Regions from separate parts of the Homo sapiens genome. Here region 2 is linked to region 1. A link is a loop called in an ENCODE intact Hi-C map of the cell type or tissue named here. Cell type or tissue: natural killer cell. All regions are shown on one strand. Each heading gives the region's core, and the rest is flanking DNA. Links, peaks and the distances in the headings are about the cores only. Region 1 overlaps BCAS3 (BCAS3 microtubule associated cell migration factor). Region 2 overlaps BCAS3 (BCAS3 microtubule associated cell migration factor).

What was found. A loop is a pair of places that touch in the nucleus more often than their neighbours do. Peaks named below come from ENCODE experiments on the same cell type or tissue, not always from the same donor. Only the 100,000 strongest peaks of a DNase experiment are listed, where the experiment ranks them.
Region 2: a loop joins it to region 1, with 10 times the contacts of the local background. A loop is called at or near these places in 7 of 110 quality-filtered maps.

What each region holds. Positions count from the first base shown.
Region 1 is chr17:61,132,932-61,148,354 of GRCh38, reverse strand. The region is part of intron 22 of BCAS3 (BCAS3 microtubule associated cell migration factor); the gene reads right to left. It overlaps BCAS3-AS1 (BCAS3 antisense RNA 1), which reads left to right and starts at 12,343. Exons shown (of 6, transcript NR_186507.1): 1 at 12,343-12,488. In natural killer cell, for the core only: no CTCF peak of the experiment used is centred there; a DNase peak (open chromatin) is centred at 8,964; H3K27ac peaks cover 784 bases.
Region 2 is chr17:61,216,219-61,231,641 of GRCh38, reverse strand. The region is part of intron 22 of BCAS3 (BCAS3 microtubule associated cell migration factor); the gene reads right to left. Among named protein-coding and RNA genes, the nearest start is that of BCAS3-AS1, 88 kb to the right of the region's middle. In natural killer cell, for the core only: no CTCF peak of the experiment used is centred there; DNase peaks (open chromatin) are centred at 8,831 and 9,841; H3K4me3 peaks cover 431 bases; H3K27ac peaks cover 315 bases.

The DNA of each region.
Region 1 (15,423 bases), core at 7,504-10,003:
ATAATGGTTGGTACATAGTAAGTACTCAATAAAAGGTAACTATTATATGAGCTACTACACCAAATAAAATGAGTTGGCTCCAAATTTGAGGGCAGTTTCACAGACCTATCAGCTAAACATTTTATGGGCAGAGAATATATCAAGCTCTGGAAATAATACAAAAACTTCTGTGTGTGTGTGTGAGATGTATTAATATAAATTACACACACACACAGTTTTCTAAACCTTCTGAGTGTCTCTACTTATCTAAAATTCCTATAGCACTTACTGTCAACAATGTTCCTTGTGGAATTTAGCACATACTGTATCTTGTATTGGTAGCTGCATTCCCAACCAACTTATACATTTCTTTCTTTCTTTTTTTTTCTGAGACAGAGTTTCACTCTTGTTTCCCAGATTGGAGTGCAATGGCATGATCTCGGCTCACTGCAACCTCCGCCTCCCAGGTTCAAGCGATCCTCGTGCCTCAGCCTCCCGAGTAGCTGGGATTACAGGCATGCACCACCACGCCTGACTAATTTTGTATTTTTAGTAGAGATGGGGTTTCTCCATGTTGGTCAGGCTGGTCTTGAACTCCCAACCTCAGGTGACCCGCCCACCTCGGCCTCCCGAAGTGCTGGGATTACAGGCGTGAGCCACGGTGCCCCGCCCCAACTTATACATTTCTAAGGTATGTATCCCCCAAAGCTTTATTGAGAATATAAAAACACCGCTAATTCAGGCAATTAGGGAAATGGCCAGTCTGAAACAAGGAAGCAGGTGAGTTATACTTGAGAACACTTTGAGAAACAGAAATCTATTAGCGCTACTTTGATACAAGAAACACCTGTTGGCCCAGGTACAATGGTGCACACCTGTAATCCCAGCACTTTTGGAGGCCAAGGTGGATAGACTGATTAAGCTCAGGAGTTCAAGACCAGCCTGGCAACCTGGTGAAACCCCCTCTCTACAAAACCAAAACCAAAAATTAGCCAGGTATGGCCGGGTGCGGTGGATCATGCCTGTAATCCCAGCACTTTGGGAGGCTGAGGCGGGCGGATTACCTGAGGTCAGGAGTTTGAGACCAGCCTGACCAACATGGAGAAACCCCGTCTCTACTAAAAATACAAAAAATTAGCTAGGTGTGGTGGTGCGTACCTGTAGTCCCAGGTCCTCAGGAGGCTAAGGCACGAGAATCGCTTGAACCTGAGAGGTGGAGGTTGCAGTGAGCCGAGATCACACCACTGCACTCCAGCTTGGGCAGCAGAGTGAGACTCTGTCTCAAAAAAAAAAATTAGCCAGGCATGGTGGTGTGTGCCTATAGTCCCAACTACTCGGGAGGATGAGGCGGGAGGGTTGCTTGAGCCTGGGAGGTCGAGGCTGCAGTAAGCCATGATCACGCCACTGCACTCCAGCCTGGGCAATAGAGCAAGACCCTGTCTTAAAAAAATTTTTTTTAAATTAAAAAAAGGAAACATCTGCCATTAAAAAAACTAAGTGGGTTTGAAATATTTTCATTTTCTCTAGCAAGTGCATGTTCCCCTCTGAAATATTATTTAAACTACCAATTTGCATAACATTTTACTCACACTTAAAGATCAACCTCAATTCAGCAAAGTCATACATTCTGAATGGATTGTGTTATCACTTACAATCTCATCTTTTTACTCTGATTATGAGAGTCACAAGGAAAGAAAATGAACATCATCAGTGGACCAGCAAAGCCTAGAATTCAAATCTGCCACTCTAGCTCAAGATTCTATCATTTTTACTTTAATTTTAGTTCCATTTTGAAAGCCATGAAAACTACCAATTTGATTAGGTTGTTTTAGATATTTGAGGGTTGTGGGGAGAGGGCAGAAACACTCCTAAGAGCTCAGTCATTTTAAACAGTAAGTATTTCAAAGCAATTTTCAGAGTGACCCAAACTGGTACACAAGTAAGCGACCTTGGCTGGATAGTCGCTTACAGTGGCTCACACCTGTAATCCGAGCACTTTAGGAGGCCGAGGGGGATGGATCCCTGAACCCAGGAGTTCGAGACCAGCCTGGGCAACATGGCAAAACCCTGTCTCTACAAAAAACACCAAAAAAAAAAAAAAATCAGCTGGGTGTAGTGGCTTACACCTGTAATCCCAGCTACTCAGGAGACTGACGTGGGAGGATCACTTCAGCCCAGGAGGTGGAGGTTGCAGTGAGCCGTGATCACATCCCTACATTCCAGCCTGGGCCACAGCGTGAAACTGTCTCAAAAAAAAAAAAACAAAAAACCAGTAAGTAACCTTGTGAACAGTACTGTGTCAGCTATCGGGGGGTAGATGATGCATAGGGGGATGAGTCCTCCCCAGCAAAGCAGAAGAGCTGCAGGGAAAATGACAAAAATAACAACATGGTCCATCAAGAGGATAAAAGGTAATCTCAGATTCCAGGAGTATCTTGGAAGCGGCAATGGAAGGTTTGGCAGTCTCTGCAAACAAGTGGCCTGGGTTGAAATTTGTGAGGGAAGAAAAAAAAATGAAATATGTCTTGTACATGAAGTTCAAATCAAACCTAAAACTTCCTCTGTCCACGCTTGTTAAGAGGACTTTCATATTAAACAGGAACCCCCCAGAGAGGGAAACGATTTCTGGTCATTCTCACTGCAAGACTTAGATTTTCAATTTCTCTTTAATTTTTATATTCTTTTTCAGCTTAAGTAAAAAGGGGAGGGATATTTGTGCTGAACATTTAAGAATAATTTTTTAAAGTAACATTAAATGACACAAGGGTCTGGTGCTGTGCTGTACAGTTCAATGAACTCCTGCACAGATCAGCAAGATGGTTGGAAATGCCTCTCTCCGTCTGTTTTTCATCTCCAAAGTCTGTGTACTCAGTAGAGTGTGAAGAGAGCCTCTCTTCTCCTCAGAACATTCTCCCAATGGTCCTCCCCCAGCCCCCACTCCCTCTCCGTAGCCCCTGCAGCAGAGAACAGGAACTAGAGCAAATGCTTTTGTGAATTAAGAGATCTTGTGAGCGTAAATTTGGTCAGGCTGCTCCTTTCTGCAGGCCAGACCCCGCTGCTGCCCCAGGATGTGAACTGTCAGTTTGCATAGCTGGTGATGAGTTGCAGAACCATCAGCAAAGGTGAAGACGGCAGAAACAAGAAAGATTCAAGACTGGTGGAAATCATTTCACAAGGAAAATTTCAGCCATCAGTGGGAGGAAGCTTTGAAAAATGCTGCCATTTCCGAGTCAGAATGAAGGAAAAATTAAATTACTGCCGGTGAGGCGAGCCAAAGTTGCATCTCCCTCCAGGGAGAGTTTTGATAATGGTAAACATTTGACAGCTGGCCTGGAGTTGTTATCTTGTTCTAACAGTTGTTATGGTCTAAATGAATATTTCTGATAAGGAAACAGAAAGAAAATTTTAAGCACTTTTATATTTTTATGTTTTAAACCTTATGGTGGTGAGCCAAACAGGTTTAGAGCAATTTGTCACTGAGGGCCTACTCAAATGCTATAATGATCTTAATCTGCGAATCTTAGCAGCATCATTATTTCAGTTAATCTACATGAAGTAATTCTTTGAGGTAAATCAACTGACTAAGAAAATATCTTTGACCTTTAGCTTCCTCAGCAACCCGTAAAAACAATTCTGAGAGCTGACTTGAAGAAGTCCAGAAAATAAAGGGTTAACTAAAGCTAACTTAAATACATGCTCAAGAACACGAGAGAAATATTGTATTGTTAAATGACTACTTTTTTGACTATTGAGGATCAACAATCATAAATTTTCAAACTTTCACAGAGATGTTATAAAAAATATTAGGCCAAACATTTCAGAAAGGTAACAGAGATAAAGTAGTCAACATTTTAGGCCTAAAAAGGGCTGCTTACTGGATGTCTAACACTTTTGCATTACCAGAAGATAGAGAATGCTTGGAGGGACACTTCATTATGAAACACTTGCTTAATTCCTATATATAGCATAAGAAAACATCTGTGTGATTGTCTGAAATGTTCCAGGTCTTCACAGGCACTGGATCTGTCATAGTATCTAGACATACACGTAGAAGACTCGGAGGAGATGGTAGGGAGTCACTTGCCTTATATGGATTTGCTGATAGTTGTGTCTTCAGAGAAAGAAATGAAGTCTTCAGGATACTATAACCCTCCTTAAAAAAAAAATCCATGCTCCAAAATTTATTCTGCCTCTGGCATTCCTCTAGGCAGGAGTTTACCAGTGGCAAAAAATAGGGACAACGGCAAAAAAAAGAGTAGAAAGGAGTCAACTGTCCTCCTATGAAATGAACAAAAACTTATAACTTATTTTCAGAACACTTATAGAAAATTTGAGCATTACTTGCCTAAAATGTAATTTGCATAGGTTATGGGAATTTAGTATTTCAGAAAAAAAATTCTTTCTGATTTCATGAATAATCACCATCTACTTGGTGCTTCACACTGAGGATTCAGTCTCTATCCCAAAGCAATGGTAGGACACACTGGCCAATGAAACCAGCACCCCTAATTTGTAGGTGTCCTATCTTTCTGTGACTTATACTTTATTTATTTTATTTTATTTTTTTGAGACAGAGTCTTGCTCTGTCGCCCAGGCTAGAGTGCAGTGGCACAATCTTGGCTCACTACAGCCTCTGCCTCCCAGGTTTCAGTGATTCTCCTGCCTCAGCCTCCCTAGTACCTGGGATTACATGCACACGCCACCATGCCGGGCTAATTTTTGTACTTTTAGTAGAGGCGGGGTCTCGCCATATTGGCCAGCTGGTCTCGAACTCCTGACCTCAGGTGATCCACCCGCCTCAGCCTCCCAAAGTGCTGGGATTACAGGCGTGAGCCACCATGCCTGGCCCACTTATATTTTAGAATGTATTTGCAAGCATTATGTCCTGACCAAAGAAAAATTTTAAAGTCTTTACCTCTATTTTTCTTTAAAAAACAAAATCAGAATATCTACCTTTATTCTACATTTGTGGGAAGTAAAAATTTCATTATTTTTTTCCCCAGGGACCCGGCCCTGCCTTAATATGAAAGTATATAAATTGATATTAAAGTATGGTATTTTGAGAATGTTTCAAAGTAAGGTCAAACTGGTGTTAAAAACCCTACTAGTGAAGGCTAAAATAACAGTCTGGCTGAACAGTCTTAAGTGCAGCTGACTCCAATTACTAAGTACATCCTAGCAATGTTTTTTACTAACAAGAACAATGCAAGCAAGTTGAGTTCAAAAATAAAGTCAAAGAGAACTTACTCATAAGAAAAATTAGATAAATTATCCCAATACTGTAGCTATATGGGCATTTGATAGTTAACTTCTCCTTCAGCACTGAAAAAATTGAGTTCTTTTAATAAATAATCAGAAAGAGAGGTGAGGGAGATTCTAAAAGGGAACAAATGCTAGAAGAAAAAGCTTCTGAGAAAAACCAAGGGAATTTTGGATAAGAAAACATATACATAATCTGACCACTATAAAATCATGGAAACAGTACTTTCAAATAACTTTTAAAAACATTTTATTATGGAGAATTTTGAACATACATCAAAATAGAAAAACATAATAAAACCCATGCATCCATCATACAACCCCAACAACCATCAAACCAGGCCAATCCCGTCCCATCCACATCCAAATCCACTTCCCTCCTCCTCTATTATTTTGAAGCAAATCCCAGATGTCATCAAATCCATTTTTGTCAGATGCAGTACATGAAAAGGCAGAGATCTTCCAAGCACATCATTCTATATGACTGCCTCTTCCTGCCTTCACCTCTATATCCCCAAATCCATTTTTTCTGATGATACGTTCCCCCACCCTCCCCTGCCCCAGAATGTTGTTACTAATGCTAACTAGTACTCCCAGGGCACTATACAAATCTAGTTAAACAGAGAACATTTATCAGATACACAGGACTTTTGTTTTACATGAGGGCTGATGGCTTCCATGTACCCTTTCATTCTTAAAATTCTCTGACTCCTCCATGCAAACATCCACTTTGGATTGGATCAGTATTCCTCCATTACCAAAACTGGGGCCACATCATCTAGCATCAAGAAAGCCGCTGTACTATAGTAGTTAAGACATCAGCTTCAATTGTACAGATCTGGGTTTAAATTTGGCTCTGCCAATTACTAACCGGGCAAATAACCTTTTTAAGTCTTTGTCTCCTCGTCTCTAAAATGGAAATAATAACAATTACCTAGCAGATTGTCAACAAGATTAATGAGATAAGGTATATACAGTACATAGCCAAGTACCTTAATAATAAACTTAGCTCATTAAAAAAAAATAAAACAAGAGAATCTTACATGTAATAAACACCAATAAATGAGAAGGTGTATATATCTGGGGAAAAGGAGAAAATGAGAGTGGAAATAAGAGTAAAACTACTCCATTTAAATAAATCTTATCCTCAACAAACTTCTTTCAAGAACTTGAGTATCTCTGTATAATTGTCTAACTTTTTTTTTTTTTTTTTTCTTGAGGTGGGGTCTCGCTCTGTCACCAGGCTGGAGTGCAGTGGCGCGATCTCGGCTCACTGCAACCTCCGCCTCCTGGGTTCAAGCGATTCTCCTGCCTCAGCCTCCTGAGTAGTTGGGACTACAGGCGTGCGCCACCACGCCCAGCTAATTTTTGTATTTTTAGTAGAGGTGGGGTTTCATCATGTTGGCCGGGATGGTCTTGATCTCTTGACCTCGTGATCCGCCCACCTCAGCCTCTCAAAGAGCTGGGATTACAGGTGTGAGCCACCACGCCCAGCCTGTTTAAGTTTTAATAAGCTCATAATCTAAAACGTGGGTGATTCAACTTTTATTTTATTTTTTGAGACAGGGTCTCGCTCTGCCGCCCAGGCTGGAGTGCTGTGGTGTGATCATAACTCACTGCAGTCTCGAACTCCTGGACTCAAGGAATCCTTCCACCTCAGCCTCCCAAGTAGCTGGGACTATGGACTCCTGCTACTATACCTGGTTACTTTTAACACTTTTTTTGTAGACAGAGTCTTGGTATGTTGCCCAGACTGGTCTCAAATTCCTGGTCTCAAGCGGTCCTCCCACTTTGGCCTCCCAACATGCTGGGATTACAGGAATGAACCCCCATGCCCAGCCTAATTTAACTTCTTTATAATTGTTTCAATATTTAAGCAACCAAATGCCCTACATATGAATGTAAAGGCCCCTTGTTGAAGAATTTATGTACTTCAACATAAATTCGTAAATGTTGAACATTTATGACCATTTATGAACCAGTAGGTGTAAGTTCTTAGGGCAACAGAGGATGAATACTCATTACTGTGTTGAAATGAACCAGCCTAGTCCCGCTGTACAGGTGAATCAGGATAAAGAGACATGATAATGAAAAGTAGAAGTGGTAGCAATGATCTCTCACGGGCTTCATGCCTGCCCCATTTCACTATTATACTTTTGGGGGAAAAAAAAAACACTCAAATGGACAAAGAGCACAGGGAGGCATGCTTTTTCCTTACTTAACATTTTTCAGGATACTTGCAGATTAGTACAAGATTTCCCTTAAATCATGTACCATCAATCCACTACATTACAATCTGTAATGTGCCCAAAGTCATAGAGTCATTTCATAAGGAAAAGAACATGAAAGTTTTATGTAACAACTATAAACTATGTAAATATATATTTATTAACTTAAAAAATCACAAACAATTAGCTTTTAATTGACTTTACAAAGAGAGTTTTCTCTTTTCTTTTGCATTCCAAAGTTATATAAAGGCCATACTAAGATGGCCAAATGCCAGAGTGCTGTTTCTCCAGAAAAAAAAAAAAAGTGGAGAGATAAGCAACTTTTATGTGACTTTACAAATTGAATCCACTTGCAGTGATTACTTGGTAAATGTTTGATTGTGATAACCACTTAACAGGGTTACTTTTCTTTAATGTTTCAATCCTGCTGCCAGAATACTTTTCCCCAACTCAAAACCTTCCATCTCTTGTCCCCTGTTCCACATCTCCCACCAGCACTCTACTTTCAGAGTCTGGTCCTAACCTTCCTTGACAGTTGGATCTTCCACAGCTATCCCTCACATATCCTTTGCTATATATTCAAAGCAAACTTCCGTACTTTCCCAAATTGGTCCAGTATGTGTATGTCTTGGTGACTCTGTTCCTTTTTTTTGAGATGGAGTCTTGCTCTGTCACCCAGGCTGGAGTGCAGTGGTGTGATCCTGACTCACTGCAACCTCCGCCTTCTGGGTTCCAGTGATTCTCCTGCCTCAGCCTCCTGAGTAGCTGGGTTTACAGGAATGCACCACCACGCCCAGCTAATTTTTTGTATTTTTAGTAGAGATGGGGTTTCACTATATTGGCCAGTCTGACCTCGAACTCCTGACCTCAAGTGATCTATCCACCTCGGCCTCCCAAAGTGCTGGGATTACAGGCGTGAGCCACTGTGCCCGGTCATATCACTTTGTGTCTTGACAGTAGGTATCCCTTTCCTCAATCTTCTCCTGCCAAAATTCCACGTATTCCTCAAATTCTAGCTCAAACGGCATTTTTTCCATAAAACTTTCTCTGATCACCCATTACAACAAATTTTACCTTTCTTTGCATTCTGAGAGAACTCCATCTGCCTTATTCTATGGTCACTAGGGTTGTATTTTTATCAACTGAATTCCAAGTTTCTGGGGGCCAGGGAGCATGCCTTCTTCATTTTTTATATTCCCTACATCATGTAGCATGATGACTTTTAATCGCACTGAACTATACTGCATGTATGAGTTCTAGGAAACAGTCAATAATAGCATTTACACTTTTTCTGATAAGCAGTCCACACAAGGAATCCTTCAAAGGGAGTTTCTTAGGTAGCTCACCCACTCCTGAACATTATACATTATGGCTTCTGCTATAAACAAAGCCCGCACTGAGCCCAGATGATGTGTGCCCAGAATGCACAGGGTGCAGCCATGCTCTCTCGACAGACTGAGAAACTGAAGAAGGAAGACACATGTGTAAGAGGAAACACCAAAACCACAAATATGAAAACAGCATTTGTGAACCTCGTTTGGCCAGATCACAGACATCTTTAACCTTCTCGCACTTCCTTAAAGAAGCAAATCAGGAAATGAAGAAAAAAAAATCTTCACACTTTCTTTTTAAGTCCTCCAACTTTTTAGATTAGATCATCTATAACTCTAAGGGAAAAAATGTGTACTCTTTAAGCCTAAGAATGTATCCGTAATTCAGAACTTCTATCACTAGCAATACAAGTACAGGGGGAAAATAGGTATAAATAAAAAGATAACAATTCTTGAAAATCCAAGAATAAAAAATTCATCTCTGTCTCTAATTTTTTCTAGATCTAATAGATTTAATAAACAAATGTAAGCAAAAGCATAAAGTGGGTTTAAAAATAACTTGAAGATTACAGCTAATTCAGGATAGCATTTGAAATAAAATATTTTTCTTCTTTTTAAGAATGTACTGCTGATGAAAACCTATCAACTTATTATAATTTTCTTATCTTCACCATTCAAATCTTATGGGTATGAAAAAAAATATTCCAAGACATGGAATCCTCTGAATTTCCAAGTAAATAATCAGAAAAATGCCCAAAAAGAATTGTTACTTTTCTGCTGAATTCCTAAATTCAGCTGTCATTTGGATCAAGAGCCAAAAAACAAATGTTCTAGTAAAAAATTATAAGACTTCAATAAAGTAAGTCTCTTATTCCAATAAGAGTTCTTAAACACTGAAAACAATCAAATATACCACATTTATCCTTTTATTCCTCAATGCTTCAACACTGCCCCCTAAATGGATAATTTATTTTGTAATTACTACAACAATCAAGTCAGTAAAAAATGCAAAATTGCTTACAAAAAGATGTTCAGAAATGTTGAAGTAACACTGGAGTATGAATTTACCCCCAGCAGAGTAATTTGGTCTGTGTGTAAGTCACATAGCCAAGGTACAACAGTAATCTCTGAATCTGCACTGTATAACTAGGAGTTCCCACGTAGATACTCAACATGGATAATTTATTCAATCCAAATCTGCCGTCTCTGGCACCTAAGATGTTTGCTGGGGATAAACTTAAGTTTGTGGTTTTTGTCAAAGCTAAGATTTCTAAAGCTGTGCTATTCAAAATGATAGCCAATAGCCACATCAACTATTTAAATTTAAATCAATTAAAATTAAATGAAATTTAAAATTTCAGTTCCTTGGTTATAACAGCCACATTCCCAGCACTCAGCAGCCACATGTGACTATTATATTGGACAGCACAGATACGCCACATTTCCATTATCACAGAAAGTTTTACCATACAGTGCTATTCCAAAGATTACCAGCCTCACAGGTCCTAGGTTCTATCTGAAAGATGAGAACTGATGCCCTAAGAATTTTCTTTTGTTTTTGTAGGCTGAAAATTCAATCTTTATGATGATTCAAAATAGATTGTGCATGTCCTACCATATCAGGATCTAAAGATATGGAAGAAAACAGTGGCTCCTCAGTGGACTCAAAGGAAACACCGAATCAACCAAAACAACAACTCCCACAAAACAAAAACCCATCACCGTCCACAGAGTACATGGGCTGTTCTACTGATAATTCAGTTTTTAGCATTTTGTTTTGTTTTTCTTTTTGAGATGGAGTCTTGCTCTGTCACCCAGGCTGGAATGCACTGGTGCAATCTTGGCTCTGCAATCTCTGCCTTCCGGGTTCAAGTGATTTTCCTGCCTCAGCCTCCAGAGTAGCTAAGATTACAGGCGTGTGCCACCACGCCCAGCTAACTTTTGAATTTTTAGTAGAGACAGGGTTTCATCATGTTGGCCAGGCTGGTCTCAAACTCCTGACCTCAGGTGATCCGCCCACCTTGGCCTCCCAAAGTGCTGGGATTACAGGCGTGTGCCACCACGCCTGGCCCCAGTTTTTAGCATTTTGAACAAAAATAATGCTCCCATTATTTAGAAATTGCTCATATTTGCTATATGCACATACTATCTTTGGTAGGTATATGCATTGTATTCTAATCAAGAAATTCATTATGTGGCTGGCATGTGGCTTATGGAAGCAACATGGTCAGATGGAATGAGTACAGGCTTTGAAACTAGACAGAAGCCGAGTCATGTATCCCTTGATATATGCTTGCTAGTTACCTCGATTTTAAGCAATTTGCTGAATCTTTTTGTGTCTGCATTTCCAAAAAGTTAAGAAGAGATAAACAAATCAACTTCCCAGGTTTGAAGTCAGCATTAAATAAGATATATATATTTGGCATCAATGAGTACAGTATATGACAAAATCAGTTGCACTGGTGGCCACTGAGGAAAACAAATGGAAACCACCTCATAATAATGCCACTAATAATAACTAATAGTAAACCAATACTTTTTTTAAAAAAGTTTTATTGAAATGTAATTCATAATTCTTACATTTGATGTATACAATTCAATGTGAATCAACTATCTGAATAATTCAACATTTTCTCAGCACCCACCAGGGTCTGGTTACTGCTGGTTTCCAGGGTAGTGGTTCTTAAATGGGGACAATTGGCTGAGCACAGTGGCTCACACCTGTAATCTCAGGACTTTGGGAGGCCGAGGTGGGTGGATCACTTGAGGCCAGGAATTTGAGACCAGCCTGGGCAACATGGCAAAACCCCATCTCTACTAAAAATGCAAAATTAGCTGCGTGTGGTGGCACACACCTGTAATCCCAGCTACTCAGGAGGCTGAGGTATAAGAATTGCTTGAACCTGGGAGGCAGAGGTTGCAGTGAGCTGAGATCGCGCTACTGCACTCCAGCCTGGGCGACAACATCCAGCCTCCGTCTCTCAATAAATAAATGGGACAATTTTGTCCACAAGGGGACATTTGGCAATATTTGGAGGCATCTGAGGGAAGGGGGCGTGCTGCTATCTAACGGGTAGAGGCCAGGGGTTCTGCTAAACATCCTATATGATGCATAAAACAGCTGCACACAAAGAATTGTCCAGTCCAAAATACCTTCAGTACTTACGCTGAGAAACCCTGTTCTACAGATATAGAGATGAAGAAGAGACAGTATCTGTCTTGAAAAAGCTTACTGTCTAGTGGGTGAATGCAAGGTGGAAACAAAGCTATGTCCAAGATGCTCCAGGTGCAGAGAAGAAGAGGGGATGCTTAAGTAAAAATATTGGAAGATAGGAGCTTGCCATGGGTACTCAGGATGGAAAGAAATGATTTTATGTAGAGGGAAGAGCACGGGAAAACATTTAAATAGGTGCAAAGCATTTTGGAGTCTAAGAGGTGCTAGTAGTTGAGAATTGTTAGAGCTCAGGCTGCCGGTCGCGGGGAAGGCAGGCGCGAAGGGGTGCAGGGAAGAAGGAGGAGGCGGCGGCAGTGGCGGTGGCCATGGCAGAAGCGGAAACAGGAGCAGCAGCAGCAGCAGCAGCGGCAGGAGAGGCACACAGGAGCCAGATCCTAAAGGCTTTGTATGCCACATTAGGAAAGAATTTGGAATACAGCTTCTGTTTGGAAAACATTTTCTGTAACCAGCCCGACAGTAAGTATCTTTAGGCCGCACGGTCTCTGTTACAGCTGCTCAACTCTGCCATCATAGGGAGAGCAGCCATAGATAATACATAAGTGAACAGACATGACTCTGTTGCATTAAAACTTATTTATGAGCCTGACATGTGAATTTCATGTGATTTTCAGGTTTCATAAAATCTTCTTTTGATGTTTTTCCTCCCATTTAAAAATGTGAGAACTGTTCTAGCCCGTGGGCTGCATATAGACAGGGGGTGGCAGTAGTCTGCTAAGCCCTTCTATGATGTACACACAGGACCTCAAGGTGACAAGTCAGCTAGCTGATCAGTTAAAAAATGAAGCAGGGCATTTTCCTACAGATCTTTGGAAGTACTGACTGTCTTCTGGCTATTTCCAGCTAAATAACAAATGCACATGGGCCTAAATTTTGTCATTAGCTTGTTTGTAATACTTACAATGAAATGGTATGCTAATTCAAAGGAATAAAAAGCTTATTTCAGGCCACTGTGGTGAAATGACATTTACCTAATGCAGATATAAATTTTGTGTTAATTAGTGAGCACTTGACACTGATGTAATTTGATTAGTGTGGCAAAGTCAGTCTTAAACTTGCTCCCTAGTACTAACAGAATATGTCTTTGAATTAAGAAAATTAGGGCTAAGTGACAAAAAGTACCAGATAATAAGAAACCAAGTCTGTACCATTTATAATCATCTGTTATAATAAAGATAATACTAATGGCCTTATCATGTCATTATAAGAAGCATGAAACAGGGCACTTCACACGTCGCAGTTTAGGTGACCTCACTGTCTCAGTTCCGATTTGATCTCAAGTCGGATTCTAAAGTCTTCAAACTACTGGAAACCTCATATGTTTAATTTGGAACTATTTTCAAGCAAGAACTCTAATAACATTCCAGTTTTGAAGAAATACTGTATATCACTTTTACTGACTTGTACAAATGTTTTATTTCAAAAAAAAACAAAACAACAATCTAAGAGAAAAGTAGAGTATTAACCATTTGAAATCTTAAAACCCGTGTTTTGGATCTTTGATGTGGCTGACTCTTCATGAATAATTCTAGTTCTGTGATTTGGAGATGTTACTTAACTTTTCTTAGGAACAAAAAACTGATGTCAAAAAGGATTGTTTTGAAGGTTAAATGAGGTGTTTGTAAATATAATTACATAATTATATAGTACAGGCTCCATCAATGCTAGCTATCATTAACTTGAAATGTCATTACAATCACCATTTCAGTTTGTCTCTAAATGTCCCACCATAACACAGTTCTCTCGACTTTAAAATACTTTCCTATAATTCTAGAACCAAAAGGATCTAGAAATTGCTCAGTCCAATACTCTCATTTTATAAATGGATTAACTGACCAGAGTCACACAGGGAGATAGTAGAGGCTGGTGTAAAAAGCGAGGGCTCTGGAGTCAGACATGCGTGGTTCCGAATCCTCATTCCACCAGCTTACTGTGTCAATCCAGGCACGTTACTTTCACAAGACCTCAATTTCCTAATTTATAAAACGATGAAAAATGAGACAATGCTCATAAAGTCTGAGCACAGTGCCTAACAGTTGATTTTTAAAAAATCAACAAGTGTTCACTACTATTATTGATCCTCATCTTCTTATTACGAAATGGTATTTCTTCCCTTTCTTTTTAGGATGTATAATTGCTCCAGTGTTCATTATGAATGTGACTTTTATTTAATTCATACTGGCCAGACTATAGCAGACTATATGAAATATTTATTTTCCACATCAGGCCAACTCTACCTCTCCTCCCTTTTTGTATATGACTCCTTTGTTAGTACATCCCTCAATTTAAAATTACTTTGCAGTCTTCAAATGCTTTCATCTCTCCAACTCTGCTCCATTGCTCCTTGGAACACATATGTGAAAATCACATGCTAAGTATGTTTGCAAAATACTTTGTTAAAAGATTACACAGTAAGGAATCAAAGATGGTTTTTTGGGTTTCCTTTTTTTTTTTTTTTTTTTTTTTGAGATTCCAGGCAGTTGCAGGCCAATGAAAGTCACAGAAAGCACCCTTCCAATTCATTTGCTTCAGGAGGCTAAGGAAATAACCTATTTCCTCTTCCCTCTTTTCTATCTGGTTTTTCTGATGTGTTCCCAGATCCTCAAAGAAAGATTCAGAGATCCATGAAATCTTAATATGCCTGTTTGAAGCCAGGAAAAATAAATAACAGTATGCCAGTATTTCAGACTGGGAAGAGAGTGTATCAATACTTGAGGGGGAATTTGGTTCAGTCCTGAAAATTACTAAGTCTTTCTTCCCTACTTAACAGGGAAGTAATGTCAAATGGTTGAAATTTGCACGGAATTCTACTAGCCTGGAGGGTGCTCCTGAAGTAATCTTACAAACTTGGCAATTAGTCCAGCAGCCTAAATCTTTGTCTCTTGGTAGATGAGTGGCAGCAATTTTTGTTTTTTCCTACAGAACTTGTACTTGACATCAGTTAGCCTAACTCAGACCCTGACCTTGCCTTTGTATTTGGGGAAGAGTCTGATCTTCAAGATGGACCCAACCTCAATAGAAACAAAGTATGTGTGAAAGTTCTTACCCAACCCTTTTCTTAGTGTGTTCTATTTCATCTTTAATGCAGATCTTTAATCTCAGACGTTCATCAGAAAGGGGTAACATCAAATACTCCAAATCTGAGCAACATTCAACTCATTTGTTGTTGTTCTGGGGTTTTGTTTTGGTTTTGGTTGAGACAGAGGTAAAAAGCCCAGAAAAGCCATAGAGAGAATTTTAAATGCTGCTCTCCCACTAATGGTTATACCTTTTTTATCAGCTTCTTCATCTGATTGGATTAGATTTAAAATTTTCCTTTAGCCTTGGATATCTGACAAGATTCTTTCAGTACAGTGAGACTTTCTCCAAGAAAAGGAATCCACTTGATTGGATC
Region 2 (15,423 bases), core at 7,680-10,179, 83 kb before region 1:
TCCTCCTAAAGTGCTTACAGATGTGATTACAGGTATGAGCCACTGTCTCCAGCCTTGTCATTTCCTTTGAAGGTAGGATTCCTTAATGCCCAGCATGGTTTCTGCATTATGGATTTGGAACTTAAGAAAGGTATGGGTTAAAAACAGCTTTGTACTTCATGGTATGACTTTGAACAAATATCTGAAACTTCTAAAACCGGTTTCTTATCTGTAAAATGGAGATAAAGCAATAAAAAGACACTATCAAGAGAGTAAACAGGCAACCTAAAGAATGAGAGAAAATATTCTCAAACTATGCATCTGACAAAAATCTAATATCCAGAATCTATTTTCAGAAACTTAAATCAACAAGCAAAAAATTAAAAACACTAAAAAATGGGCAAAGGACATGAATAGACACTTCTCAAAACAAGACCTACAAGCAACCAACAAACACATGAAAAAATGCTCATCATCACTCTCATCTGAGAAATGCAAATCAAAAACCACAATCAGATATAATCTCACACCAGTCAGAACGGCTATTATTAAAAAGTCAGGTCAGGTACAGCAGCTCACACCTATAATCCCAGCACTTTGGGAGGCCAAGGTGGGAGGAGGATTGCTTGAGTCCAGGAGTTTGAGACTAGCCTGGGGAACATAGTGAGACCTTATCTCTTAGAAAAAAAAAAAAAAAAAAAAAGGCAAAAACTAGCTGCTGGCGAGGCTGCAGAGAAAAGGGAATGCTTATACACTGTTGTTATAAACTAGTTCAGCCGTTGTGGAAAGCAGTTCGGAGAGTTCTCAAAGAACTTAAAACAGAGCTACCATTTGACCCAGCAATCCCATTATGGGTATATATATATCCAAAGGAAAATAGATCATTATACCAAAAAGATACCTGCACTCCTATGTTCACTGCCACACTATTCACAATAGTAAAGACATGGAATCAACCTTGGTGCCCATCTACGAGCAGATTGGATAGAGCAAATGTGCTAGATATACACCATGGAATAAAAGAATGAAGTCATGTCCTTTGTAGTAACGTGGATGGAACTGGAGGCCATTATCTTAAGCAAATTAGTGCAGGGACAGAAAACCAAATACCACATGTTCTCACTTTTAAGTGGGAGTGAAACATTGAGCACCCATGGGCATAAACATGGGAACAATAGATACTCTGAACTACTAGAGGGGGAGGGAGAGACAGGGCACGGGTTGAAAAACTACCTATTGGGCGCTATGCTCACTACCTGAGTGCAAGATGCCCATGTAATAAACCTGCACATGTGCCCCCGTATCTAAAAGTTGAGAAAAAAATTTATAACCTCCATCAATGTTATGTTATTGTAGTGTTTCTGGGGGGTACATAATGGTGGACCACGGAGAGCTGTTTTGCTTAAAATTTTATGAAAAAAGTAATTTGGCAGACAAATAGCTTACATATTAAAACAAAGTATACATATATGCACATATCAACACTATGTGTGTGTGTGTGTGTGTGTGTGTGTGTGTGTATACACACACTTTTTTTTGAGACAGAGTCTCGCTCTGTCACCCAGGCTGGAGTGCAGTGGCATGATCTCAGCTCACTGCAACCTCGGCCTCCTGGGTTCAACCAATTCTCCTGGCTCAGCCTCCTGAGTAGCTGGGACTATAGGCACGTGCTACCACGCCCGGCTAATTTTTGTATTTTCGGTAGAGACCAGATTTTGCTATATTGGCCAGGCTGGTCTTGAACTCCTGACCTCAGGTGAACCGCCCGCCTTGGCCTCCCAAAGTGCTGGGATTACAGGCGTAAGCCATCGCGCCCAGCCAACACTATCTTATAATTCGAAGATAAAAGCCTAGCTTCAGGAGAATTTTCAGCTGGTAGCAGGCAAGGTTGTGGCTCCATATCTAGAGACGGGGTAAGAGGGATGCATAAAGCATCTCTCCTCTACTATTAGAGCTATGTAAATGGAGAAGCACAAGAATGTGGCTCATGAACGTGGACTGAGGCTGCCTGGAAGGAAAACTATTGTATTTAGACAAAGAAAATTGGTCTGTGCTATAGTTTGAGCATCCCCTTCAAAATGAATGTTGACATTTAATTGCCATTGTGTATCAGCCTGTCCTTCAATTGAAGCTTTGAAGCCAGGCACTGACTCCTCCTCTCTAGCTATGAAAGTCCTAGATGGCATCTTCTTCCAATAGAAGGCTGTTCTGTCTACATCGATATCTGTTGTTTAGCATAGCCACCTTCATCAATGATCTTGGCTAGATCTTCTAGATAACTGGCTGGAGCTTCTCCATCAGCACTTGCTGCTTCATCTTGCCCTTTTATATTATGCAAATAGCTTCTTTCCTTAACCTCACGAACCAACCTCTGTTAGCTTCAAACTTTTCTTCTGTAGCTTCCTCACCTCTCTCAGCTTCATAGAATTGAAAGAGGTAGGGCCTTGCTCTGGATTAGGCTTTGGCTTAAAGGAATGTGGTGGTGGCCAGGTGCGGTGGCTCACATCAGTAATCCCAGCACTTTGGGAGGCCGAGGCAAGAGGATTGCTTGAGGCCAACAGTTTGAGAAATGTTGTGGTTGGTTTTATCTGCCATCCAGACAACTAAAACTTTCTCCATCTCAGAAGCAAGGCTGTTTTACTTTCTTCTGTGCTCACTGGAGTGGCACTTTTAATTCCCTTCAAGAACTTTTCCTTTACATTAACAACTCGGCTAACTGCTGCAAGAGGACTAGCTTTCAGCCTGTCGTGGCTTTTGACATGCTTTTCTCACTAAGCTTAATCATTTCTAGCTTTTGATTTAAAGTGAGAGGCGAACCTCTTTTTTACACTTGAACACTTAGAGGCCATTGTAGGGGTATTAATTGGCCCAATTTCAATATTATTGTGGCTCATGGAATCAGGAGACCTGCGGAAAGGCAGAGAGATGGAGGAACAACTGGTCAGTGGAGCAGTCAGAACGCAAAACATTTATTAAGTTTGCTGTTTTACATGGGCATAGCTTGAGGGTGCCCCCAAACGATTACAATAGTAACGTCAAAGATCACTGACCACAGATAAAATAATAATGCAAAAGTTTGAAAGCTGGTGACAATTACCATAGTATGACACAGAGACACGAAGTGAGCACATGCTGTTAGAAAAATGATGTCTACACACTTAACACAGTTGCCACAAATCTTCAATTTGTAAAAAATGCAATATCATCTGTGAAGCACAATCAAGCAAAATGCAGTAAAATGAGGTGTGCCTATACTTTAGTGCTTTTAAATCCTTTTAAAATACACCATACCCATGTGTCCTTCCCACCTTAAAAAAATACACTATAAATTACGGTTTCCTGGTAAGGCAACTTTTCTGGTAATAGATTTTGATGTGTCTATAGTCGCCTTCATAATTTCTCAGCTGGGGCTTAGGAGAATCTCAAAGCAAAATAATAAAGAATTTTCCCATCTTTGAAACTGTTCAAGACTTCAATTAAGAGCCAGGTACTTGTCCTTCAAATAAGGAGTCCTACTTGCTGAAAATTGAGGAAGGTCCTACTGCTGGTTTCTACTGGGCCTTGAGGGTGAAGCAGGAGTATGCAGGAATGTGTGTAAAGGAAGGGGCCTTCTTAGGAAAACCAGATGCAAAACCTGTGCTGGAAATTGGAAAGGACAGTCTCCAGGTGGAAAGGGATTCTATGGCTACACCTGTGGCTAAGCCTTTGCACTTTATTTCCCTGAGGGTTCACTCCCAAGTAATAGGAAAAGTGCTGCCAACCCCACTGCATCACCTATTCTTCCCTTTAGAGAGGCTCAGATATTTGCAAAATTCTCTTTCAATGTTTAACCTTAGTACAAATTTTACATAAAATCAAGCAGAGAGCAACAGAAAATCATTACAGAAAATATAAATAACACAAAAAGTTATGTTTCTCAAGTACAGGTTTCTGATTCTAAAAATCACCTTCGGAGTAGCAAGAACTTTCCCGAGTGTGCTCCAACCTGATGGGCTGGTGTAAATTAACAGGACCTATGCCCAATTTATTCTTCCTTGGCTTCCCACCTGTCTCTCGGCCATGTGGCCTTAGGGCACAGAAGGTCTCCCCAGCACACAGGCCTGGTTCTACTGTCTACCTGGTCATTTCACTTCATTCATGGGCAAACACAAATTCCTCCCAAAAGCTAAAGAAAGCCCTTTTCTGTTTCAAACTTCTTACAGTCCCTAGAGTTCCTCTGTTCTTAATTATAATTTCTGGTCTTAGGGACATGTTTAGGTTATAACAGCATTAGTGATTAACATCCACCCACAGAGGCCAAATGAATTACCTTAATCTGGGATCCAGGGATGGATTTCAGAGGGGTCCTGAAACCCCTGAAAGCACATGCGACATTGTATATGTATGAGTATCTGCATTTTTTTCAGAAGAGGACTCATAAATTGCACTAGCTTCTCAGAGCAGTCTGTGGCCCCTCTAGGACAGTCTGTGGGAACTCATTCAGGTAATTCCTCCATTCCTAGACAAGAAAAGGCTCTAGCCAAAATCAGTTCATTCTGGCTAACCGCGTAACATCAGCTTAACTATGGAGTAACCATAACCTATGGGAAAGGGGCGTTGCACACAGTTAACCACCTCATACACCCCAACCTGGAACTCCTCTCCCAGTCTCCATCCTCTCCTCCCTCGAGGGTCCCATCAGGAAGGCCCACCAGAGCATATTTTATTTATCTGGATTTCTGGTCCTCAGGACTAGAAGCAACAAATTAAAAAGGAAAGGGATATTATAGGATATAGGCAGGCAAACTGACAGCAGTCAGAACAAATGTGGTTCTCTCTGAAGCTCAGTTCCCTAATACGTAAATGTGATACAGTAACAGCAATCTCATATGGCTGCTGTGAGGATTAAATGAGATATCCCATGTAAAGCTATGGGTATCTGGCACATATTAGGTAGTCAATTAAAGGTTTCTAAGAGATAAGGTTCTCAGCTTTGATGGCAAAAAAGGAAAAAATACAGAAAATACACATGAGTACTGGAGCTATTTTGCATCTGAACAAAAAAGATCACCCTGAAAAAATTCTAACCCTTAAAATCTAAGATCTAGTAAATACTGGGTGCTCATAGCAGTGAGTCGTTCAACACAATTCCAATAAGAACTGCATGCCTATTATGGGCTAGGCCCTGTCCTACAGCAAAGTGTATTCAATATATTTTAAGAAGCAAGCATAAAATCCACTTAACAAAGATCTCCATACAAAAGTTTGAAATGTCTTAATTCTTTCTTCAACTATACAAAAAAGAAAAACTGTTAATATAATTTAAATGTTTCAAATATTGCCAATCTTTTTAGACCAGCTGGGCTTACCTGAAAATTAGGTATCACAAAACAATTATTTCCTGAATTTTTTATAGAGAATTTTGGACATAACAAGAATGTGAAAATGCATTTGATAGACACTATTATGGTCAGTGGATATTTTAGGAATTTTTTAATTTTTAGAGCTAGGGTCTTGCTATATTGCCCAGGCTGGACTCAAACTCCTGGGCTCAAATGATCCTCCCACCTTAGCCCCCCAAGCAGCTGGGACTCTCGACAGGCACCATTACAGCTTGCTCATGCTGTATTTTTGAACACAGAACAGTATCAAATTGGAATTAGCAGATGACAGGGGAAAAGCAGGCAATTTACAAAAGTATAATCATAAACTGTATTCTGTAGCGGAAAACAGTATTGTTTCCATAGCATATGTAAAGAAAATAGGTCTTCTGAATAATCACCAATAACGAAGCCTTCCCTACCTTGGTTGTATCCTTTTAAAACAGGAATAAATATCCCCTTTACCACTGTACTACATCACTAAGATTTTAGGTAGAAAAAGGAGCTGGGAGAGTAAACTGATTACACGTGCATCAAATACAAGACACCTAAGTATTTCTGGATTGTAGGGATAATATGCCCTGGGCTTACTACTGCTTCTTGATTCCAAGAGATTTAAGGATCTGGTTTCAATTAGACGCTTTAAGCAGTAAAGCAACATCCACAGAGACACACTTATAGAAGAACTTAAAACTGAGATAATTAAGATGTTGAGGAAACTGAATTCCATTCCTTTTCCTTCTTCTTTGTCCCTCACTTGCTATGCATTTGAAAGAAGAAAAAGGCCTTATGATTTTGTGAATTAACCAACCGCAGCAAAATTAAATAAACTAATCTAGAGAGATCTTGACAAACTGGGCACTGATACTGTGAATCTTTGGAGGGGAAGTGTACAAGTTCATGACCTTTGACATAGTATCCACCGGCTAAAACCAACACAAGTGTGAAAGGTAAACTTCAGAAGCAATTGGAATTAGATCAGTGCTGGGAATTCAAAGGGCTGCGTCTAATGTGAAAAGGGGTGATTATTATATTTACCACATAATCTGTGTCCTTTCAAGGCTGTCAGGAATACAAAGGCAGGCATGGTCAGGAAAGAATAAAGGAGAGATGAGTCTTATTTCTTTAAAAAAAAAAAAAAAAGGCAGAGCGATACTTGTATGTCCAAAAGGATGGACTTGCTAGCAGTGATTGCTTTCATTCTATGTAACTGCTGACAAGTCTCCTGTGGCCAACTGAGACCAAAATGTATTTGGATTAACTTCTGGCATCTCAGCAACATCTGTAAGTGGTAGCTATGCCTATCAACATGAAATGGCTTGCATTCAATCCTAATGTTTCTCTCTTTGTGTGCATAAAACCAAAGACAGGAGAACAGAAGAATGGGTTCCAAATGTTCTAGATCTGTGCAGTTCAATATGGTAGCCACTAGCAACATGTGGCTACTGAGCACTTGAAATATGGCTAGGCTGAAGCCAAATGTGCTAAAAGTACTTCAGTCTATTTTTATATTGATTAAATCTTGAAATAATGATATCTTAGATTTACTGCATTAAATGAAACATATACTTAGAATTCATTTCACCTGTTAGTTTTCACGGACCAAGAAACTGAAGTAGAGAGATGATGAGGAATGTGCCCGAGGTTGCAGAAGTAAGAAGTGGTGGATGCAAGATGCAAATCCCAACAAACCAGTTGACTCCAGATGTATATGAAACACTGCAAAGTATTCAAAGGACTACACTGTATAGTCTTATTTCTCAGACTGGATCTCCTTTTGCTGTCCTTGCCACACTGTCTGATGGGCAAACCAAACCACCTGCTCGTCCCCATATGTACACCCTGTTTTCCGAGCACTGTTCTCCCTGCCTGGGATGACTTTCCTTTCTTATTTCCATATAACAAAACTCAGCTTGAATGATACCTCTTCCATGAAATCTCTCCTGAACTTCAAGAGGAAACTGATTTCCCTTTCCTTTGAATGTTGCCACAACTTCACCTGTACTTTTGATATCACTTTATAGTCATACATATACTCAGTCCATCTTCCTGCTAACAAGAACTTTACTTTGTATATCTTCCCATCATCCATGGTACAGAGATGCACATGATAGATGCTTAAAGATTTCTCTTATAAATCAATGGGAAAATAATAAAGATAAAGCATAAAAATAAAAACTGCTTTCTATAATCAAATATAGGAGAAAAGATGGGACTATCAAATTGATAGAAAGCAAATGCTTTTCTACTCTCAATTAGAGGTGGTTGAAAAAAATTGAAGATTAACAACTTCACTCTGACCCACCTCCTTCTATCCAAAAGCGAGCACATGATATTTAGCAGACATCCTTCAGACATGATCACTACAACTGGGTTCCAGCTCTGCTGCTTGGTTGACAACTTCAGGCACAACTCTACACACCACAGGGTATCCAAGTGTAGTAAATCAGCTGTTTTGAAAACACTTGAGCTGAGTGTTTCATTAAATGGCCACCTCATCAAAGGCCCTCAGAGGTGCAAATACAAGTTGTTCTATACAATATCCAAGAAATCAAGACAGTCTTCCTTTCAAATGTATCCTAATTGCTAGTTTTAAATTTTTAAAAAGCATACATCATGAAAAGAACCTTGATATCTTTCTAATGATTCAAGGTTAAAGATATCTTTTAGCTAGTTATTGGCAGGTAGTATATTAAATAGGAAAGTGCCTGAGCATGGAGACAGTACCCAAGGGCAGATAGGAGAATGACCAGGTCAGACAATTTACAAGCTCTCTAGGACCAGATTAGAGGTATTTCTATTAACTTTTAAAATGTTTTGAATATTTATAAAAAACAGCTCTGTGGCTGGGCGTGGTGGCTCACACCTGTAAGCCCAGCACTTTGGGAGGCCAAGGCAGGCAGATCACCTGAGGTCAGGAGTTTGAGACCAGCCTGACCAACATGGTGAAACCCCATCTCTACTAAATACAAAAAAAAATTAGCCAGGCGTGGTGGCACATGCCTGTAATCCCAGCTATTGGGGGGCTGAGGCAGGAGAACTGCTTGAACCCAGGAGGTGGAGGTTGCAGTGAGCCAAAGCTGCGCCACTGCACTCCAGCCTGGGCAACAGAGTGAAACTCCGTCTCAAAAAAAAAAAAAAAAAAAAAAAAGGCGCTGCATCCTGTCACATATTGAAAGTAAAATTAATATTTGTAGGAAATGCATTCCACAATTACCAACTGCAGTTGTGATTCAGGAAAGGGAGATATTGCATTGGCATTCTTCAAATACAGAGAATTAAACTAGTGATTTTGGGAACAACCGGACTGGAAAAGGAGAAAAGCCCAGTGTGGCAGGCAGGATGCTATCACTGAAAGGAAGCTGAAGGGCTGGCTCCTAAACAGCAAACAAATTACAACCCCCATCTTTCAGAAAGGGAGCAAACATGAAAGCAAAGGAAATCACAAGCCCAGAGCAGCAGCAGATAATTTCATTCAAGGCAGCTGACTGAGGCAAAAGGAAACTTCAAAGCAAAAATCAAAAAAGCCAACAGGCAGACGAATCGACCTGGAGTCGCAGAGTGGCCATGGCCCACCTTGACCAAGACCACTGGTTGCTGAATGAAAATTAAACAAACAAACAAAAAAAACCCATATACCACGTGACATAAATCACCCAATCAACAATAAACCAGAACAAATTAACCATGTTCAGTTATTACTAAGCTACAGAGACATGAGGCAGGAGCCTGAGATTTCACAGAAAAATGTACCAGGGGAGATCCACGAAACATCTGTACCTCAGGCAAACACCGCTGAGCAACAGCGAAAAGAGGAATGCTACGAGTCCTTTTCTTTTTAAGTAGACTTACAGAATTTTAGACCACAAGCTACCTTGGAGACCATCTACTCCACCTCTCCCAGTTTCCAGAGAAAACTGAGGCCTCCAGAAAGGAAGGACCACACCAAGACCATACTCATTAGTCAAGCCGAAGTTTCTTGCTTTTCGACTGTAAAAGAGAACAGAGGTTTTCAAAATTGAAGTCTATGGTTTGACAAGCCTATGGAGGCCCTTTCTTTCAAAGGTTTAAGCTGAGTCCTTATTTTTATCATTTCTTTACAGTTCCCCACTATTATTTCATATCTTGGCTTATTTATTCTGCCACTATATGTTCTCTATATTTGTATCTATGTCGGCATGACTGTTAACAAATTCCCTAAAATTATGCACTTTGAACACACAGAGGGATCATATGTACACTTAGTGAGCAGCAGGTATGTATTCTTAATAGTAATAGTAATATCAGCCCCTGTTAAGCACGTCACCGTGTGCCAGGTACTGTGCCATACTGCATTATCTTATTTAATCCCCAACAAACTTATGACGTAAGTTAGAATTCTCAATGTAATTTTCATTTTACAAATGAGGAAACTGTGGCAGAGGCAGGCAAACCCATTTCCTAGTTAGTGAGGTGGTTAGCATTCCGGGTAACGCTAGGGTTTATGCTTTTCACATCATACTCTCCTGTAGCCCACATTCTTGTGGTTTTTTCCTTCATGGTATGTAGCCTTCTGCAGGTTTCTTTTTTTGGTGCCTTGCAGAGCACCCCAACCACAGGCACATCTAAGCCTTTTTTTAGGATCTTGGTTGGGGTAACAGTCCCAAGAGCACACAGCAACAGCAGCTTTAGGAGAGAAGCCCAGCTCTAAGAAAGTGAAGGGGAAACAGACTTGGGCCTTCCCAAGGATCCATGCCATAATGTGTCCCAGAGGTGTACTGGCTTTTTCTTCCAATCGTGATAATCAGATTTATCCCTTAATAGCTAAAGTCATGCCTCTGCTGGTGACAAGAAGTTAAGAATCTTAAATCTCTAAAGGACAGATGATAACCCAGTGCTATCAATGTGGTTTGGGAAGAGGAAGCTGTGAAATGGCCTTAAGTGTCTGATAGGAGATTTTTTTCAGGCAGCCTGCAACACTGTGGATGGTGATAATGATAAAAACCAATTGTAAGTAGGTAGGGCTTGAAGTAAAGGAAGTCTCTTTCTCTCTAACATTAGAAGGAAGTATTCTGAGATCTTCTTTAGAATGAGCCAGGCAAACTACTGTTTCCATGTCCCTGAAAGGGAAAGTGATGTAGAGAAACAATTATAGCAGCTGATATCTGCACCGACACTTTGTAACACTGGGATTCTACTATGAACCACACTTTCTTTTTGTTTTTGAGACGGAGTCTCACTCTGTCACCAGGCTGGAGTGCAGTGGTGCGATCTCGGCTCACTGCGAGCTCTGCCTCCCGGGTTCATGCCATTCTTCTGCCTCAGCCTCCCAAATAGCTGGGACTACAGGCGCCCGCCACCATGCCCAGCTAATTTTTTGTATTTTTAGTAGAGATGGGGTTTCACCGTGTTGGCCAGGATGGTCTCGATCTCCTGACCTCGTGATCCACCCACCTCGGCCTCCCAAAGTGCTGGGATTACAGGCGTGAGCCACCGCGCCCAGCCGAACTACACTTTCTAGGTGGAACACAGACATCTTTTCCTCAGAGGCTCCTCCTGATTAGACCAAGTTCTTGTATCACACCAACAACCTTGTTAATTTGGCCACTTTTTTTTTCTTCCATTCTTACCACTAGTTCCCTTTTGAGTACCCTGTTGTCACTGGGTGTAGAGATCAAGAACTGTCTTTGGCGCCACAGGGGGGAAATCAATGTAGTGTCATTGTATTACCTCACTGAACTACCTCATTGTTTTAGCAAAGAGAATTCCAGGTGGAGTGGATATCCATTCTGTTTAATCCTAAAATTTGAAGTTTTAAGTCATTAGTTGAGAATTCGGCTACTTTGTTGAATCTGAAGATCAAATAATGGAACCAAGTTGACAAAGTAGCATTAATTAACTGTAAACTCTAAAATGTGGGCAAGCTATTAAATAGAAAATAGAAGCTGTGGGCCTGATATTCTCCAAATAGATTATTGTGACTCCATCAAATGAGAAAACTTCAGTTTTTTTGTTTTTTGTTTGTTTTTTGAGATGGAGTCTCACTCTGTTGCCCAGGCTGAAGTGCAGTGGCACAATCTTGGCTCACTGCAACCTCTGCCTCCCAGATTCAAGCGACTCTCCTGCCTCAGCCTCCTGAGTAGCTGGGATTAGAGGCGCCTGCCACCACGCCTGGCTAATTTTTGTATTATTAGTAGAGACGTGATTTCACTGTATTGGCCAGGCTGGTCTCAAACTCCTGACCGTGTGATCTGCCCACCTCAACCTCCCAAAGTGCTGGGATTACAGGCGTGAGCCACCGCGCCCGGCCGAAAACTTTAGTTTTAACGGCACACCAGAATTTTCCTCTGAAAGGTTGTGGGAATGGCAAACTTATTTCTGGTTAGACCCTCTTTCTTGCCCTACTCCTCTCCCCCCATAACCTGCCTTGTTTTTCCTACCCCAAACAGGATGGGAAAAAAACGTCCTTAAAAGACCTTTCCTTTTTTATGTTACACAATCTCATCTCTGGAATTCAAGTCCTAGTACTGCTCAGCCCAAATAAGAAGTGCTTGTCACCAGGAAGGCGGCCATCTAAACAAGCAGCAGCTGGATGAGAAAAGAGGGCATGTCAGCCCAGAGCAGCAGAGAGGGTTTCTCACGGCAGCTATTTGCAACCCTCCAAGGAGCTACAGAGGCTGCCCATTAAAACCCTGTTAAAACACTTCTGATGTTGTCAGCAGCAGAAAGCTGAAATAGCACAGTGATCGCTGAGATGCTATCTGCCTCAAGCAATTCAGTGGTACTGTCAATACTATGAGCAAGAAGGTACAAGATAAGCAACAATCTAATTTCTACATCAAAATTTCATAAACTCCCTGAGCTGGCAGCACCAGTAATATGGGCACACAGAGACCAAGTCAATGGGCCACCTGTGAGAAAGGAAGACTCATGTTAAGTCTGACCCAAAAGTCCTGAACCTGATCACTGCATGACTCCCAAAACTCCCTAGGAAATATGCCCAGAAAGGAATCACTGGAATGTTCCTCTCCAGGGTATCGCTGGGTACCACTGAGACACAGGATTTCTGGACAAGGATCTTTCTCAGAGATTGTATGTTTAGAGGACAACCTACTTTACCATCATCTACTCACCTTCGTCCCCCATAAGAAGAGTGAACACTTCTCAAAAAGGCTACAGACCTGTTTGCTTTTGGACTTTACTTCATTTCATATTTCCTATAAAAATATTAGTTACGGAGCGCAGAATCCTAATTCTAGAGAGCCATCCTTTATCAGCAAACAGAAAATGAGGAGGGAGATCACTTTTTTGGATTCAAGTGACACTACTTGTGTTGAAAACAATGGGACATACAGGCTAATTCTAATTACTTTAGAAGCACAGATTCTGGTATCATTCCATTTAGTAGCTCTTTCTTTTGGTTCTCCTATGTTTAATGTAGGGTGATAAATAAGGTGACTATCATCCAAACTGGTACACTTTTGGGTGACATAAGCGGCAATGATAATTAAACTGGTACAAGTAAAGCTGGGACCTAGGCAAATGTGGACCTGCAGTAACCCTAGCTAAGTCTCTGTCCTCATAGCAAACTGAGAACTGAAAAGTTATGTGACAATACAGGAAATGAGTAAGTGGCTATTTAATCACAAAACTAAACAGCAGGATGGAATGGAGATGTTCAGCCCATCAGCTGGATGTCTTGCTTGCCTAAACAACAAATATCAGCTACTTGAACCACAATGTTCATAGCAGGCAACTGTGCAGATCCATCCCTGTGCCTCTTGGTGAGAGGAAGGGAGTCATTACCAAAATAATTATAATGCAGTTGCAATTACTCACTGTAGCTTTACATACAGGATTGTAGGACCTCTAGGAACATGAAATTTAACTGATGCCAACAGCATGTACGTCTCAGAGTCCTTTTTCCTGGCTCTAAGGACAGACAGACTGGGGTTTGGGCATTTTCCATTTTAATAGAAGAATTTAAGGTAAGCCCAACAATCTTAGGAGAATTCGGTCTTCAGTCTTTCGGCTAGGAAAAGGGGCATTACCTAACCTTTGGATGCTACTACTCACTGTGATAATGGGCTCACAGCAGCCTTGGAATGCGGCAGTAGAGAGGGGACTTCAGACTGAGAAAGTCAGTGTAGTCAGCTCCAGGAGGAACAAGTTGTAAGATGCCCAATTTAATCTCTCATGACCCAACATTTAGGAGTCTTTCCTTTAACCATCTCAGTTCTTCTTGTTCTGGCTGGATTGAGATTGTGATACAATAACCAGATGGTAAACATAGCAATACTGAAATGGAGAGCTACTTGGAGAAGGTCAGATAATCCCAAGGATTCTGGTGGTAACCAGTCCACTAAATTATCAGTGATCTGTTGTAACAGAACTCATTCAAAAGCATGAAGGCCTCTCACAGGAGCAACAAAGTCAGCCACCAAGACTGTTGTTACAGAGAAGTCCGACGCTTTTCTAGTTTATTTTGTGCTTGGCGCTAGGAATTTCTGTAAAAAATTACTTTTAATAAGGGAGGGGAAAAAAGGCTTAGAGGAGTAGAAGCAAAGCAGTGTGGGATGTTACGGGATCAAGAATAATGTTTCTCAAGAAAATCAACTAGTCAGAGGAAGCTGCCTAATGATATCAGGTCTGGAAAACCTAACAGGATAAAAATGCAGACTTTTGGAGTGTCTAGGTCCTGGGAATATGCCCTTCATTTATTTGCCCACTCCTTTAATAGCTCCAAATAACCATGAGGGGAGGTGGGTGGGGGAAAGCATTTCTGCTCTTAGTTCCTGTTTATCTTGTTCAAGAAAGATTTCCTATAATTTACATTACTGGGGCAAGCCAAACTAAGCCAAAACGATTGTGGGGCCATTATATGCCTACCAAATGCTTCCAAACCATTGTAAGGACTGGAAATCATCCAGCTGGGGAAATAATCTATTCTTTTCAGGAACCTAGATTTTCACTATCACAAAAAATGGAGGATACTTTAAAACTAGTGCTAACTTTATTTTTATTTGTTTATTTATTTATTTGAGATGGAGTCTTGCTCTGTCACTCAGGCTGGAGTGCAGTGGCACGATCTCAGCTCACTGCAACCTCCGCCTCCTGGGTTCAAGCGATTCTCCTGCCTCAGCCTCCTGAGTAGCTGGGACTGCAGGAGTGTGCCACCACACCCAGCTAATTTTTTGTATTTTTTTAGTAGAGACGGGGTTTCACCGTGTTAGCCAGGATGGTCTCGATCTCCTGACCTCGTGATCCACCCACCTCAGCCTCCCAAAGTGCTGGGATTACAGGTGTCAGCCACCCCACCCGGCCAAAACTAGTGCTAACTTGAAACTACACATGGTAGGCAAACAACTTTGCAGATTGACTACCTATATGAAGGTATTTAGATTCAAGCAGATGCACATTTAAATCCTGCATTTTAATAGTCTATTTGAAAATCATCTCATGTCACATAAAATCAACATATAGGCTGGGCACGGTGGCTCATGCCTGTAATCCCAGCACTTTGGGAGGCTGAGGTGGGTGGATCCTGAGGTCAGGAGTTCAAGACCAGCCTGACTAACATGGTGAAACCCCGTCTCTACTAAAAATACAAAAATTAGCTGGGCGTGGTGGCGGGTGCCTGTAATCCCAGCTACTCAGGAGGCTGAGGCAGGAGAATCGCTTGAACCCGGGAGATGGAGGTTGCAGTGAGCCGAGATTGCCATTGCACTTCAGCCTGGGCGACAGAGCAAGACTCCAACTCAAAAATAAATAAATAAAATAAAATAAAATAAAATAAAATAAAATAAACACATACTTATTGACTTGCTTAGTTCATAGGTACAATGATACATACTATAATCCTACACGTTTCAATTTGATATGTCGATTTGAGCTGTTAAGTGTTTTTACTTTATACTTCTGGTTTAGCTAGAGCCAACTGCTGAAAGAAAAAAGCTTCCCCTTCAGTACCTTGTAGACTTAAGAAAAATCTGACAAAATGGTGATATAATCCCACTAGGGGCATCTTGTGTTATAAACAAACGCACATCAACACCACTCTAAATCCACTCATCTGTCTCAGGCCGTCCTGAACTTCTGGACATCC